Linked DNA regions of Homo sapiens: region 2 is linked to region 1. Evidence: chromatin loops called from intact Hi-C (ENCODE). Cell type or tissue: heart right ventricle. All regions are shown on one strand.

What was found. Peaks named below come from ENCODE experiments on the same cell type or tissue, not always from the same donor. Only the 100,000 strongest peaks of a DNase experiment are listed, where the experiment ranks them.
Region 2: it touches region 1 in a loop (3.0-fold over the local background); 22 of 110 quality-filtered maps call a loop at or near these places.

The regions. Positions count from the first base shown.
Region 1 is chr19:16,038,578-16,046,577 of GRCh38, reverse strand. It overlaps LINC00905 (long intergenic non-protein coding RNA 905), which reads right to left. Exons shown (of 5, transcript NR_024335.2): 5 at 4,443-5,139. Among named protein-coding and RNA genes, the nearest start is that of LINC00905, 8.9 kb to the right of the region's middle. In heart right ventricle, no CTCF peak of the experiment used is centred here; a DNase peak (open chromatin) is centred at 4,877; H3K4me3 peaks cover 808 bases; H3K27me3 peaks cover 326 bases.
Region 2 is chr19:15,625,001-15,633,000 of GRCh38, reverse strand. It overlaps CYP4F8 (cytochrome P450 family 4 subfamily F member 8), which reads right to left. Exons shown (of 13, transcript NM_007253.4): 10 at 4,566-4,699; 11 at 4,406-4,470; 12 at 4,158-4,240; 13 at 2,362-3,808. The coding sequence ends at 3,643. Among named protein-coding and RNA genes, the nearest start is that of CYP4F3, 12 kb to the left of the region's middle. RefSeq lists a silencer at 3,386-3,435. In heart right ventricle, CTCF peaks have their summits at 1,009, 3,332 and 3,532 (motif pointing left); a DNase peak (open chromatin) is centred at 3,520; H3K27me3 peaks cover 2,749 bases.

The DNA of each region.
Region 1 (8,000 bases):
TTGTTTCCTGGCTGGTCTTGCTTTTGAGCCCACAGACTGTGTGCCAAACCCAGTTCGGCCTCTATCCCCAGTTCTTTTTTTTTTTTTTTTTTTTTGAGACAGAATCTTGCTCTGTCCCCCAGGCGGCTGGAGTACAGAGGTGTGATCTCCACTTACTGCAACCTCTGCTTCCCGGGTTCAAGCGATTCTCCTGCCTCAGCCTCCCCAGTAGCTGGGACCACAGGTGCCCGCCACCACGCCTGGCTAATTTTTTTTTTTTTGTATTTTTAGTAGAGATGGGGTTTCACTGGGTTAGCCAGGGTGGTCTGGATCTCCTGACTTCGTGATCCGCCTGCCTCGGCCTCCCATAGCACTCAGCTTGTTTTTGAAGTTCTTTCACATTGCAGCATGGATTAGAACTTTCTTTTTTTTTGAAAGAACAAGATACTGTTTGTCTTCACCTGGGACATCATAAGTGCTCCAGAGGTCGCTGAAACCATTGACCTCTGCAGTGAACTGTGATCAGGCCACTGAACTCTAGCCTGCATGACAGAATAAGACCCTGTCTCAAACAAAAAAAAAAAAAAAAGGAAAAAGAAAATATCCTTTTTATTATTATTTTTTTTGAGGATGCAAGAGACCTGGTAATGATCTCAGTAAACAGCAGCTCCATCCTTCTGGTCATTCTCATCCAAAACCTTGAAGTCACCCTTGACTACCTTTCTCTCACACTCACGCCTGAGCCTTCATCAAATCCTGTTGAGACTTATATTTTTCTTTTCTTTTCTTTTCTTTTTTTTTTTTTGAGACGGAGTCTCGCTCTGTTGTCCAGCTGGAGTGGCGCCATCTCAGCTCACTGCAAGCTCCGCCTCACGGGTTCATACCATTCTCCTGCCTTTCAGCCTCCCGAGTAGCTGGGACTACAGGCACCTGCCACCATGCCTGGCTAATTTTTTGTATTTTTAGTAGAGACAGGGTTTCACCATGCTAGCCAGGATGGTCTTGATCTCCTGACCTCGTGATCTGCTTGCCTCGGCCTCCCAAAGTACTGGGATTAGGCATGAGCCACTGCACCCGGCTGAGACTTCTATTTTTCTATTTAAGTATTTCTATAAGTGTTGAGTCTTCTCTCAGGTTCTATTGAACTAACAGAATTATAATTAAAAGCAAAGTCCTAGTTCTCATAATACTGTCTGAGGTTTTGTTTGTTTGTTTGTTTTGGACAGAGTCTCTCGCTCTGTCCCTCAGGCTGGAGTGCAGTGGCTTGACCTTGGCTCACTGCAACCTCTGCCTTTTGGGCTCAAGCAATCCTCCCACCTCATCCTCCTGAGTAGCTGGGATTAGAGGTGTGCACCTCCATGCCTGGCTAATTTTTGTATGTTTTGTAGAGATAGGGTTTCGCCATGTTGCCCAGGCTGGTCTCCAACTCCTGGGCTCAAGCGATCTGCCCACCTTGGCCTCTCAAAGTGCTGGGATGACGGGCATGAGCTACTGTGTCTGGCCAGAACTTTATTTCTGTATATTGCTGAGTAATATTCCATTGTCCCGGACGGACACTTGGATTGTTACTACCTTTTGACTAGCGTGAATAGAGCTGCTATGATGTCAGTGTACAAATATCTATTTGCGGTCCTGTTTTCAGTTCTTTTGGGTATATCTCTAGGAGCGGAATTGCGGGGGCATGTGGGAGTTCTATATTTAGCTTTTTGAGAAACTGCCAGATTATTTTCCATAGTGGCTGCACCATTTTGCATTCCCACCAGCAATGCACAAGGATTCCAATTTCTCCACATACTTGCTGACATTTGTAGTTATATTTTTGCTTATAGCCACCTCAGGGAGTGTGAAGTGTGAAGTCTTTCTCTCTCTTTTTTTTTTTTTTGAGATAGTCTCACTCTGTCATCCAGGCTGGAGTGCAGTGGCGTGATCTCAGCTCACTACCTCCGCCTCCTGGGTTCAAGGGATTCTCCTGCCTCAGCCTCCTGGGTAGCTGGGATTACAGGCATCAGCCACCACTCCCCACTAATTTTTGTATTTTTAGTAGAGACAGGGTTTTGCCATGTTGGTCAGGCTGGTCTCAAACTCCTGACCTCAAGTGATCCTCCTGCCTTCACCTCCCAAAGTGCTGGGATTACATGCCTGGCCTCATTTTGGTTTTGATTTGCATTTATCTGATGGCTAATCATGTTGAACATCTTTTCATGTTCCAACATTAAAAATTTTTTTTTCTTTTTTTTGTAGAGATAGGGTCTCACTATGTGTGTTACTCAGGCTGGTCTCAAACTCCTGGTCTCAATGGATCCTCCTGCCTTGGCCTCCCAAGGCACTGGGGTTACAGTTGTGGGCCATTGTGTAACAGTTTTGTACAGGCATATTGATTTAAAAACTAAATATTGCACCACCAGAGTAGTGTGAACACTATAAAACATGTTTTCCAAACTGAAATTAACAGGGGAAGCTATTAGCATATAATAAACTCTTGGGTGTGTCATACCATCTTAATACTGATACTAAGAATAGCCAGTACTTTGATGCATGCCTTGGGGCAAAATTCATGGTTAAGGGTCGTGGATGGGTCCCTCACAACCTGGCTCCACTTGTCCTTGCCAGTCTCCTCTGTAGTCATTTCCCACTCCCTACTGTATCCTGAAACCAGGTTTTCTTGAGCTGCAGGGCCTTTGCCTCTGCAGTTTCCTCTGCTTGGAATGTCCCTGTTCCTACAGACGATTCCTCATACCCTGCTTTCCATACCAAGCCCAAGCACCTTCTATGGGACATATTCCTGTCACTACTCCCCATTTCCGGGCCCTTGCTCTGGCCCATCCCTAAACATCCATTCACCCATTCATCTCTCCATCCCTCCTTTCATCCCTTTATCCATCTACCCATCCCTCCATTCCTTCATTCATCCATCCATCCACCCAGTCATTCATCCCTTTATCCCTCCCTTCATCCCTTCATCCATTCATCCATCTACCCATTCATCATCCATCCCTCCATCCACTCATTTATTCATCCATCCTCTGCCCATTCATCCCTCCATCCCTTCATCCATCCACCCATCCATCCCTCCATCCCTCCCTCCATCCATTCATCCATCTACCCATTCATCCATCCCTCCCTCCATTCCTCCATCCATCCACCCATCCATCTACCCATTCATCCCTTCATCCCTCCATCCATTCGTTTATTCATCCATCCTCCACCCATTCATCCATCCATCCATCCATCCATCCACCCACCCATCCACCCCTCCTTTCCTCCCTCCCTCCATTCATCCATCTACCCATTCATCCCTTCATCCCTCCATCCATTCGTTTATTCATCTATCCTCCACCCATTCATCCCTCCATCCCTTCATCCATCCACCCATCCATCCCTCCATCCCTCCCTGCATCCATTCATCCATCTACCCATTCATCCATCCATCCCTCCATTCCTCCATTCATCCATCCATCCATCCATCCATCCATCCATCCATCCATCCACTCATTCATCCTTCCATCCCTTCATCCATCCACCCATCCAACCATTCATCCCGGCCTCTCTCCTTCCCTCCCTCCCTTCCTTCATTGAACACACAGGCCAGTGATGTCTGTGTCTGGCTCTGTGCTCCAACCCCCAGAGAGGAGCCTCTCAAGAGTAGGGTTTTGGGTTGAGCTTTCTCTACTGCCCCGACACGGCTCAGCACAGGGCTGTTGTTGAATGTGCCTGATTTTGCAGGATGACTTTGTGAGCCAGTATTCATATTTTTGCAATGAGGTCATATGTATTTTGAGTGGCATGGGAAGGCCCTACAAGGACAAGCCTATCATGCTTATGCACCTGTGTTCATTCATTCATTCATTCATTCATTCATTCATTCATTCATTCATTCGTTATTGAGCCCTTAGGATGTTCCAGGTGAAGACAAACAGTATCTTGTCCCTTGGGACCAGGGAAGGTTTTCCTGAAGTGGTAACACTGAGCTAAAATATGAAGGATGAATGGGAGGTGAATTGGCTGATGTGGGAAGGGAAGGGTGATGGAGGCCAAAGGGAACAGCATAGGTGAAGGCAGAGGGCTGTATGGCACATCCCTGGGTACCTGCACTCGTGGAGGACTTGTTTAATATCAAACATTAAAAGGCACTCACATTGAATGTATTTCTTCCTGTTAAAACAAGAAGAAGCTGGGTGCGGTGGCTAACACTTATAATCCCAGCACTTTGGGAGGCCGAGGCAGGAGGATCACTTGAGCCCAGGAGTTTGAGACCAGCCCTGGCAACATAGTGAGACCCTGACTCTAAAAAAATAAAAAAAATTAGTCGGGCGTGGTGGTGTGCATCCTCGCAGCTACTTGGGAGGCTGAAGTGGGAAGACGGTTTGAGTCCAGGAATTTGAGGCTGCAGTGAGCTGTGATTGCGCCACTGCACTCCAGCCTGGGCAACAGAGCAAGACCCTGATACACACACACACAAAGTTAAAAAAGTAGAAAGGATCGTTATCTTTTTGCTTTTGAAGTTATTGGGGTCCCATTAAACTCATATGCTTCTTGGGCATGTACAGGCATTCTTGCCAACAGAGAACATCTAACCCACAAAAACTTTCCAACGTGATGACACCGTGGGGGGGATTCTGGAGCCAACAGTGAATCCAGGTGGCACTATGTCTAGCTAAGTAGACATTTCCTTCAAGCGTTCATTGATTTTGATTTTGCAGCCTTGCTTTTACGTTGTCAAATATCAAAGTGTGTGGTTTTACAGTTTTTTTTTCCTTCCAGGTCTTTAACGTTTTCGGGGACCTCTGGAAAACCTACAGGCGCGGCCCTGGGAAGCTCTGGGTCCCTAGGAGGGGAGGTGACTCCGCGGCGTCCCGGGAATGATCCTCGCGGAGCTCGCGAGGTACTAGCGCCCCCCAGCGTCTGGATTGAGAAACGCACCCTGCGAGGGTGGAGAACCAGCCCAGCCCCAAAGTGAGGTGGCAGAAAAACGAACTCACGGCCAAGGACTGGCTGAGGTTAGCCAGAATTGTGTAAATGTGTTTTGTCTTGCTGGGCTGCCCCCTCTCCTGGTCCTTTGGCTAGGGAGAACAGGATTTTGTTTGGGATTTTTCTTTTGCTTTTTTCGACTGTGCCTGTTGGCGTTCGCGGGTTGCCAGCTTCTTCAGGTCCAAGCCTGGGCTGTATGTGGCGAAAAACAAAACAAAACACCAAAGAATTGACTTTCGTGTCATTCCTTGGGTCCTGAAATTCCCACTGTGTCTGCCTTCCCTCCATCATTCAGAGTCTTACATTTTTCTAGTTTGATCCAATTTCCCAATCACTTTTTATTTTGACAAAGTTGTAAATATGATGCATAGAACATGTTTTGACATAGGCGTACAGCGTAAAATATCTAAATCAAGCTAATTTAACATTTCCTTGACATACCCGTGACCATACCTCCATGCTTATCTCTTTTTCTGTGGTAAGAACACTTAAAATTTGCTCAGCAATTCAGTTTTTTTATATTGAAAAAAAAAAAAAAAAAAAAAGAGATGAGGTCTCACTATGTCGCCCAGGCTGGTCTCAAACACCTGGCCTCAAGTGATCCCCCTCAGTCTCCCAGCGTGCTAGGATTACAGGTGTGAGCCACTGCGCCCAGACTACTCAGCATTTTTCAAGAATAAAATACATTGACTAGAGTCACCATGTTGAACAATTCCTCTTGTGCCCTTTGGCCAATATCTGTTCAGTCCCTCCTCCCTCCCTCAGTCCCTGGAGCCACCATTCTACTTGGGAGTTCAGCTTTTTAGATTCCACAAGTGAGACAGGAAGTATTTGTTTTTCTGTGCCTGGCTTATTTCACTGAACGTCTTCCGGGTTCATCCACGTAAACACAAGCTTTGTTTTTAAAGGCTGAATCTTATTCAGAGTCTTATGTTTTTATGTATGATGTCTGGCCCAGGGTTTTAGTTGTGCTTCGTGGGAGGAATGGGAAAAATTATGTATACCTTGTCCATTTGAATTTGAGAAATGTGCATGATTACACGATCACGTTTTGATCATATGCATGGAATCACAACATATGTATTTTGGTCAACAGCTTCTTATTTCCTTTGTTCTGCCTTCCTCCCTCCCCTCCTCCACGTCCAGTTCTCTCCATCTTTCAAATTCAGGCTCACTCCTTCTCCCATGGATTACTCCAATTGTTCCCCCTTTTTATCGCTATTGGTCATGTCTGGACTTGGAATAAACCCTTTCTGTCCACATGGGCCCTGTCTGCCTGCTGACCTTCCTCTCACTCCTGGCCTCAACATCATCATTCATTCATCAAACACTAAGTGTCTCATTTTGGGGGCACCCCTGAACCTGTGATCCCTCGGAGTTGACCGGGCAAGAAGATCTCCTTACGAAGCAGAGACAGCAAGTGGCGGGGGTGGGGGTGGGGGGGCCCAGTTGGCACAGGATTAAAATACAAGGGCACCCAACCTCACCAGTCATGAGGAACAAGAAGCCACCATGAGGCATTTCAAACCCAACACCCAACATAAATGAAAAGTCTGGCAACACCAGCAGTTTTGGAGGCAGGTAGAAACCCTCAATGGTGGGAGAGCACATTGGTGAAATCACTGTGAAGAATGTGGAAATACCTGGAAATGTTGAAAACGTCCAGATTCTGAAGCTTAGCCTCTCCCCACTTGGCTTTATACCCTAGTGAGCTCCATGGAACTTAAGAAAATGGCTTTGGTCTGGGGCCAAACCCATTTTCTTAGATGGGTTGACTTAAGAAGATGGGCCCTTGTCTGTGGGTAGATGGTCACGGGGGACCGGGTCAGTGGTGGCTTGGTCACTGGGGGGGACTGATCAGTGGGACCCAGTCTGCAGGGCTTGGTCAGCACAGAACACGATCAGTCCGGCTTAGTCAACAGGACCTGGTGGGTGGGGACCTGGTGAGTGGGGGCCTGGTTAGTGGGGACTTAGTAAGGACGAGGTCAGCTGGCTGCTGGGTGACCTCAGGCAGGGGGTTTGTCCTAGAAGCCTCCTTTCTTCCATTTGTAGGGGAGATGAAATCAACTGCACCCCAGAGAGCTACTGGGAGGAGGAGAAGTGCATTGAATATGGCCCTGCTATGCAGATTTAGTACCGTATACACTGAGTCCCTCCCGAGGGAGGGGGTTTCACCCACGGCACTGCCCTGCCCTGCCTGCATCCCCAGGACCACCCTGCCTGAAGGCAGAGGCTGGGGCGCACCTGTGGATGCTCTGATGCTGACCACAGGCCCTGGGGTGACAGTGATGAGGACATGGGGGCACACGTGATTGGGGAAGCCAGGGCCGGCCGGAGGAGAGACACACGCTCACACGCACCCGCACATATCCACCTGCACTCAAGTGCACAGACGCATTGCACGCACACGTCGACAGTTCAGGAGGGGCAGAGGATGCCGTCTCTGGGCCCTGCTGACCCATGCAGGGCTCCGTTGTGATGGGTGCCGTGAGCCCACAATGTCACCATTACCCAACACCCAGGTACCTGCCCGGCTCTGTGTCGTAGAGCAGTTGGAGACACAGTGTGAGTGGGTTCTGCCCAAAGGACGCTTTTCTCTTTTCTAGGTGAGAGGCACATCTCTGCACGGCTGCTTGATCAGACTTAGGAGAGCGTGACCTGCTCTCTTCCCTCCCTGCTGACTTGGGGACAGTCGCTACTGGGTGGGCGGCAGCTGCCCGAGGAGGGTCATCCTCGAGTGCTCACTGGGTGCCCGTTCTGTGCTGACCAGGCAGACAGTCATCCTGTTCATCCTCACAGTGACTCTGTTCCAGGAACATGCCAGGAAGACCCCCAGCCCCACTCCCCAGGACAGACCTGGACTGGCCCAGGGACAGCACCCTCACACTGTCCCCATGACCCTTTGCTTCAGTCTGGAGGGCCAGGCTGGGCCTGTTGTGCTGAGCAGGACACTGAGTCCTCCCAGACAAGGAGCCCACCTTGACAAGACCCAGATCAAAGGCAGGAGTGTGGTGGGCACCTCCTCACCCAGGCCTCCCCCTGGCCATGGCCTC
Region 2 (8,000 bases), 410 kb after region 1:
GCCTGCCTGGGCCTCCCAAAGTGCTGGGATTACAGGCATGAGCCACCACACCCAGATGGACATTTCTTATAAATAAATCATACACTATGTGACCTTTTGTGTCTGACTTCTTTCACATACTATAATGTATTCAAGGTTCATCCAGGTGGTAGTATGTATCAGTACTTCATTCCTTTTAATGGCTGAGTAATATTTCATTATACGAATAGATCACATTTTCTTTATCCATCCATCTGTTAATGGATATTTGAGTTCTTTCTACCTTTTGGCAATTGTGAATAGGGCTGCTATAAGCACGAATGTACAAGCTTTTTTGTTTGAACAACTGTTTTCTATTCTTTTGAGTATATAGCTAGGAGCTTAATATGATATCGTGGAATTGCATCATATAGTAATTCTATGTTTTAGTTTTTCAGAATCTCCAGACTGTTTTCCACAGCAGCTGCACCATTTTTACAGTCACACCAGGAATGGATGAGGGCTTCGATTACTCCATATCCTCTCCAACATTTGTTATATTCCCTTTTTTAGATGCTAGCCATCCTGTAGGTGTTGAGGTGACATCACGTTGTGCTTTTGGTTTGCATAATGGGAATAATGTTTAGCATCTTTTCATGTGCTCATTTGGCAGGAAAATAGCACTTGTAAACAAAATTACATGCAAATGTGATATGACACAGCTATATAGATGTAAATAAACATTTTCATATGTAAAAAGATCACATATGAATTAAAAACTGGAAGCATATGCAAGAAAATATAAACAGTGATTATTCTGACATTTTGAAATTATGGATGATTTTTATTTCTTGCAATTTCTTCTATAAGCATGCATTATTTATGAAACTTAAACTTTAAAGGGAAGAAAAATTGACTTTCAGCATAGAATATATTAAATAGTTATTTATTTCGTTTTGCAATGTTCCATTCTTATTTTGCAGCCAATAATCCTTCCAGGTTCCCAATCTATGGGCCCCTGAAAAGCGCTCAGTCCTTGGACTCTGCGCCCCGCAGGAGCCCCCTACAGTCAGACAGGGGAAAGTCCAGGTGCAGCCGCTGTCCCTGGTGCTGAAAGGGGCGGCCCCTCCCCCCCCCCGCCCGCCCCCCGCCCAGCCCACACCCTCTACCTTCCTCTCACTTGAAAACCTTCATGACCTGAACTTTTTAGACAGGAATAAATTCTGAGTCGTGCCTCTCTGGAAAAATTAATTTTTTCCGTTCTAAGCTTTGGGCCAACCTTTCACCAAAGTCCACTGTAGATTCTCGGATGTAATAACGGATATTTTGAGCACACAAAACATTCGAATGAATTTTCCTCAAGAGAAGGTTGCCATGCATCCCAAAGCTTGAAGCAACCTCTTGCGATTTTTTAAAATGTCAAAACTTCAAATGTGATGCAAAAAGAAGAGAAAGAGAGGCAATTAACCCTCATGGACCGCTAATACCCAACAGATGTGGCTCAGGGATGTTGTAGATACTGGCTTGTTCAGTCTTCCAGCAGCCCAATGAGGTGAATACTATTAAGTGGTAAACAAAACCAGGGCTACAGAGATAAACAAGTTTTCCCCAAGCCAATCAGCTAGTGAATAGCAGACTGGGATTCTGACATTTATAATACAACTTCAAGGTGATGTTTAGTACAATTCCAAGGGGATATGGATTATCTTAGCCCATTCAGGCTGCTATGACAACATAACTTACACTAGGTAGTTTATAAACAACAGGTATTTATTGCTTACAATTTTGGAGGCTGGGAAGTCCAAGATCAAGGTGCCTGCAGGTTCAGTGTCAACTAAGGGCCTGTTCCTCATAGATGGCACCTTGCACGTGTCTTTACATGGTGGAAGGGGCAAACAAGCTCCCTCAGGTCTCTGTTATAAGGGGTAATCTCACTTACGAAGGCAGAGCCCTCACAACTTAATCACCTCCCAAAGGCCTCCCCTCTTAATACCACCATATGCAGACTAGGCTTCAATGTATGGATTTGGGGGCTACATAAACATTCAGGTCACAGCATGGATCTAGGGTCATAGACCCTGACTGCTTCTAGCCATCTGCCCCATCTGCCCTAAATAGCAGTCCCTGTCCTCATGAGCCAAGATGGAGCTCCAGAGGCCACATCAATCTTGCAAGCAATTTGTTAAAAAGTCAAAAAATAGCAGATGTTGCCAAGGCTATGGAGAAAAAGGAACATTTATACACTGTTGGTGGAAATATAAATTAGTTCAGCCACTAAACTAATGGAGTGTGGAGAGCAGTTAGGATATTTCTCAGAGAATTGAGAGTTGAACTACCATTTGACCTAGCAATCCCACGACTGGGTATACACCCAAAAGAAAATAAATCATTCTGCCAAAAAGACACAAGCATCCACATGTTTATCGCAGCTCTAATCACAATAGCGAAGATGCTGAATCAACACAGGTGCCCATCAATGGTGGAGTGGATAAAGAAAATGTGTAGAAATACACCATGAAATACTATGCAGTCATTAAAAAGTACAAAATCATGTCGTTTGCAGCAACATAGATGCAGCTGGGGGCCATTATCCTAAGCAAACTAATGCAGGAACAGAAAACAAAATATTGCATGTTCTCACTTATAAGTGGGAGGTATGCATTGGATACACATGGTAATAAAGATGGGAACAACAGATCCTGGGGACTACTAGACAGGGGAAGCAGGGAGGGGGAAAAGCTGAAAAACTGCCTATTAGATACTATGCTCACTACATGGGTGATGGAGTCATTCATACTCCAAACCTCAGCATGATGCAATATACCTTTGTAATAAATTTGCATGTTAGCACCTGATTCTAAAATAAACATTGAAACTCAAGAATTTTTATTCTCACACCTGCAATTCTGGCACTTTGGGAGGCTGAGGTGGGCTGATCACTTGAGGCCAGGAGTTTGAGACCAGCCTGGCCAACATAGCAAAACCCCATCTGTACTAAAAATACAATTAGCCGGGTGTGGTGGTAGGCGCCTGTTATCCTATCTACTCAGGCGACTGAGTCAGGAGAATCACTTGAACCCAGGAGGTGGAGGTTGCAGTGAGCCACTGCACTCCGGCCTGGGCGACGAGAGACACCATGTCTCAAAAAAAAAAAAAAATCTTCCAAGCAGCAGGAAGGAAGAGGGGAGGACTGAGCAGACAGACTGTAGCAGCTTTCTCTTAAGAAAGGTTACCAGAATTACCACATAATCTTTGGCTTCTACACATGGGACAGCCACAGTCACTTAACCAATTGAGCTTCAAGAAAGGCTTTCAAATGTGATCTGTATTTCAGGCTGCTATGCACCTAGCTAAAAAACAGGGATTCTAAATTGGCAAAAATTTATATCAGAATACACAATTATTTTGGGGGGGAAAAAGTCTTTACTTAGACTCTGGGAGATCCCACCCTCAGCACGGGGCTCCTGTGCTCACCCAGAGAGGCAGTGAGTATCTTGGGCACAGAGACATCTCCCCGCCTCTTCCCAGCCAGGCCCTAGATCCCCGCAGTCCTCCAGCGCCCCCTACTGGCCATCCGCGGGACTGAGGCACAGGGGCCAACACAGATTTATTACCGGAAATCTGAAAAGGTAGTTGGTGCAAAGGTAGGTGATGCAAAGGTAGGTGGGTGGGTCACTGCAGGCCTCAGCCCAGGGGTTCTACTCGCAGCCAAAGTCCGTCCTCCGCACGCAAAACAATCTCCGGCGTCCTGCGTGGCTCCCTGTGGTCGGGCAGGATGCGGAAGCGCAGCAGCGTGAGCGCCAGGACCACCTTCATCTCTGCCATCGCGAACTTCTGCCCGATGCAGTTCCTGGGGGCCAAGGTGGAAGGTCTGACTGCACCCAGGACCCAGATCCCGGCCCCACTGCGCCAGGAACCAGGCCCGGAACCCCCAACCCCACCCAGATCACCTTGGGCAGACAGGGGGGAAGCTGGGTCTGGGACCCCCATGTGGGCTTGCATATTCCCAGAGCCTAGCCCAGACCCCAGCCCCAACTGAAACCAGACGGGGCAGGAGGCTCTGAGCACACCCTTTTTCCTAGGATCTTCTTTAAAACCCCTATCACAGAAACACGTGGTCCTACAAGTCAGGCATCTGACAAGGCAGCCATCTGTGCCACCCTCAGCCCATGCCCACCTCAGACACCCCCTGGCCTCACCTGGGCCCCGCCGAGAAAGGAATAAAAGCCATAGGTGACCTCTTCTGGGCGTTTTCTGGGTCGAAGCGGAAGGGGTCATAGACCTGGGGTGGAGGCAAGTTAAGGCTGCTGATGGGGCCTCTCAGGACACCCAGCCACCCCCACATAAAACAGATGTGGGTGGAGTAGAGAGGGAGTATCTGGTTTTCCGGGACAAGACCCCTCCCCCGACCAGGCCCGGGGGATGGAGAAACAGGGAGGGGCAGCACCTCAGGGTCTGGCCAGACTGAGGGGTTGTGATGGATTGCGAAGATGTTGATGTTACAGACATTCCCTGTCGTGCAGGAGAGGACAGTAAGAACAAGGTCCGAGCTGCCTGCTGGGACCACCGCCCTGCCCAGGACCCTCCTCCCCTGCCATGGAGGGCACCTTTGGGGATGACTCGGCTGTCTGGGAGCACCACGTCCTGGGTGCAGCCGCGGGCGAATGTAGGGATTGGGGGATGCAACCGCAGGCTCTCCTTCAGGCACATGGTCAGGAAGGGCAACTGGGCCAGGTCGTCCCTAAGGAAACACCCAACAATTATCCAGAGAGCATACACGGCCCTCCTGCTGCCCCTGGAGACCCTCTCACCACCTCCCTCTGACCCTCAGTCCTATAACAAAATTAATTCCAGAAGCAACAAAGATGTAAGCATTAGAAAACCAAAGTCACAAAACTACTAGAAGAAAAGTTGACCTGGTGTTTTTAGAGGTATTTCTGAGCAAAACAATATTCAGAGGGTGTCTCTTAAAAGTATTCATTCCGGCGGGGTGCAGTGGCTCACTCCTGTAATCCCAGCACTTTGGAAGCCTGAGGCAGGAGGATCACTTGAGGTCAGGAGTTCCACACCAGCCTGACCAACATGGTGAAATCCCATCTCTACTAAAAACACAAAAATTAGCCACGCATGGTGGTGGGCACCTGTAGTCCCAGCTACTCAGGAGGCTGAGGCAGGAGAATCCCTCGAACCTGAGAGGCAGAGGTTGCAGTGAGCCGAGATCACTCCACCGCACTCCAGTTTGGGAGGCAGAGCAACTCCATCTCAAAAACAAAAGTGTTCATTTGTTTGTGTGAAAAAGTATTTAAAATTATATAAAGAGGTAACAAAAGCAGGAAAAAAACATCTCTACAAAGGGCTTATAAAGTTATTTGAATAAATAATCTCCACTCCACACTGTAGGGTGGGATGACCATATGTTGTAAAGGTGTCAATTATTTCTAAACTAATCAATATACTTCATGCAATTAATAAAAATCTAGCTGGATTCTTTTTGGAACTTTGAAATCTTATTCTAATTGAAGGAATTTTAAAGTTCATCAAGGGCTAGGTCAATTTTTTTTTTTTTTTTGAGATGGATTCTCACTCTGTCACCCAGGCTGGAGTGCAGTGGCCTGATCTCAGCTCACTGCAACCTCCACTTCCTGCGTTCAAGCGATTCTTGTGCCTCAGCCTCCCAAGTAGCTGGGATTACAGGTGTGCACCACCACACCCAACTAATTTTTGTATTTTTAGTATAGATGGGGTTTCACCATGTTGGCCAGGCTGGTCTCAAACTCCTGACCTCAAGTGATCTGCCTGCCTCAGCCTCCCAAAGTGCTGGGATTACAGGCATAAGCCACCATGCCCTATCCAAGCTAGGTCAATTTTTAAATAAAAGATTGAAGAAGGAGAACCCAAGCTTCCAGATATTAAGAGATATTACAAATGCATACTAATAAAAATAAAATAATTTTAAAAAAACTGTGGGACTGCTGCAAGAACAGAAAAACAGATCCATAGAACAGAGTAGAGAGCTCAGAATCAGGCCTGTGAATAGGGGGAAACTTAACATCTGCTAAAGGAAGGTCCACACGCCCCTGGAGAATGGATAGTGTGGTGGAAGTTGTTCAGACCACTGGAAATGTGGGAACAGAGAGAAACAGGTTCTTGTCTACTGCATATACAAGGTGGAGTCTTTTCCTTTATGAGAAAGGTAAAATTATAATGTTAAAAGATGATAACATAGGAGAAATTTTTGTGACTTAAGAGTAGGAATTCTTAAAACCCCAAAAGCTTAAACAAGATAAAATATAAAGGATAAATACGCATGCAAATTAAGGATTTCTGTGCAGTAAAAGATACAGTGGACCCAATTAACATTCCAATGAGAGATAAGAGATTCAGAGAAGATGCCTAAGATAGATAGATAGATAGATAGATAGATAGATAGATAGATATCCAGAACAATATCTGAATATGTTAGGAATTCCTGCAAATCTACAAGAGAACGAACAGGTAACCCAAGTGAAAAGTAGACAAAGGATTTGATCTAAGAATTCATGGATGCTCAAACATGAGAAATGTAAGAGGAGATGCGCAAAGTCACTAGCTGTCATAGAAATGGAAGCTAGCTGACAACGAGGTACCACTTCACATCTATTCGAGGCTAGAATGGCCAAAGGTAGGTGTTGCCAAGGGTTGGCTGAGGTGTGGGTAGAGGGGTCACATGCACTGACAGTGGGGTGCACAGAAGCTGCCAATATGGAAGGCAACCTCCAGGACATGGCCAAGGAAAGATGTGTGTTTTACAGCCCAGCAAGCTGGTTCCCAACTGTAGATCCCAGAGAAATTATCAGACATGCAGATAAAGAGATATGCACAAAGATGGTCATTGCACTGGAGAGATAGAAGCAGTCCAGGTATCCACTACAGAACTGAAGAGAAAAGGACTAGATCATAGCTAAAAGCAAGAGAATAAATGTACTTAGAACCACGGTGCTGCAAATCATAGTGCTACATTTATATAGCACAAATCATAGCATGCAACCACGGTGCTGCAAACGTAGCACAAATCATAGTGCTATATTTCTGAAAAGGTAAGAACCAGCACAACATCTGTGAAATAAAAACATATATAGAATTTTAAAATGTATCCACCCCAACAACAAGTTTTACAGATAAAAGTATCCACCATTTTGTAATCATACTGATGGAGAGCTGGAAGGAGAGATTTGAGATAAATGGGAAGAAATACGTATTGTATAGAAAAATGACGAGAATTTGCCATGAATTGAAGAGCATCGTTAACTCAAACATTAGCACCTAAGGTCCAAAAAATTTATTAATTAACATTTTCAAAAGTATTTGTCAAACTGGCTAACCTGATCACAGAGTTCAAATGGAAAAAAATAGGAACTCGAGGGAAAAAAAACTGTAAACACAAAGTAATGAGACAGAACAAACTCTACCAAATATTAAAGTGTTTTTAAAAGTAGACTTCATGCTGCTCATGTAGGACTACATAATAAATGGAACAAAATGAAGGCAACAAATAAAACCATATATATACATACATGCCTAAGATAGGCATATATATATATGGTTTTATTTGTTGCCTTAAAATACATATATATATAGTGTATACACTATATATAGTATGTGTGTGTGTATATATATATACACAAACACTATATATATATACACTATATATATACACTATATATATATATATACACACACATAGTTTCTTGTGAATTTGTTGTTATTTAGAATCATGACACAAGGACAAAATATTCATTAAACTTGGTTGGGACAATTAGACATTTGGAGAAAAAATAGATTCCAACATAGATTTCAAAGGGAAAAATTTCTAAATGTGAAAAATATTGATAAAATGTTAAACTTTTAAAAATATATAAGCCTATTAAAATAAGTCAAACAAGAGTTTTGCATTTTACTATTAGAGTATAAAATGGTTTTTAAATATTTTTTTAAGAAACACAAACAGGAATTATAAAAGAAAAAATTAATAAATTTGGTGACAAATAAATGAACCAAAAATA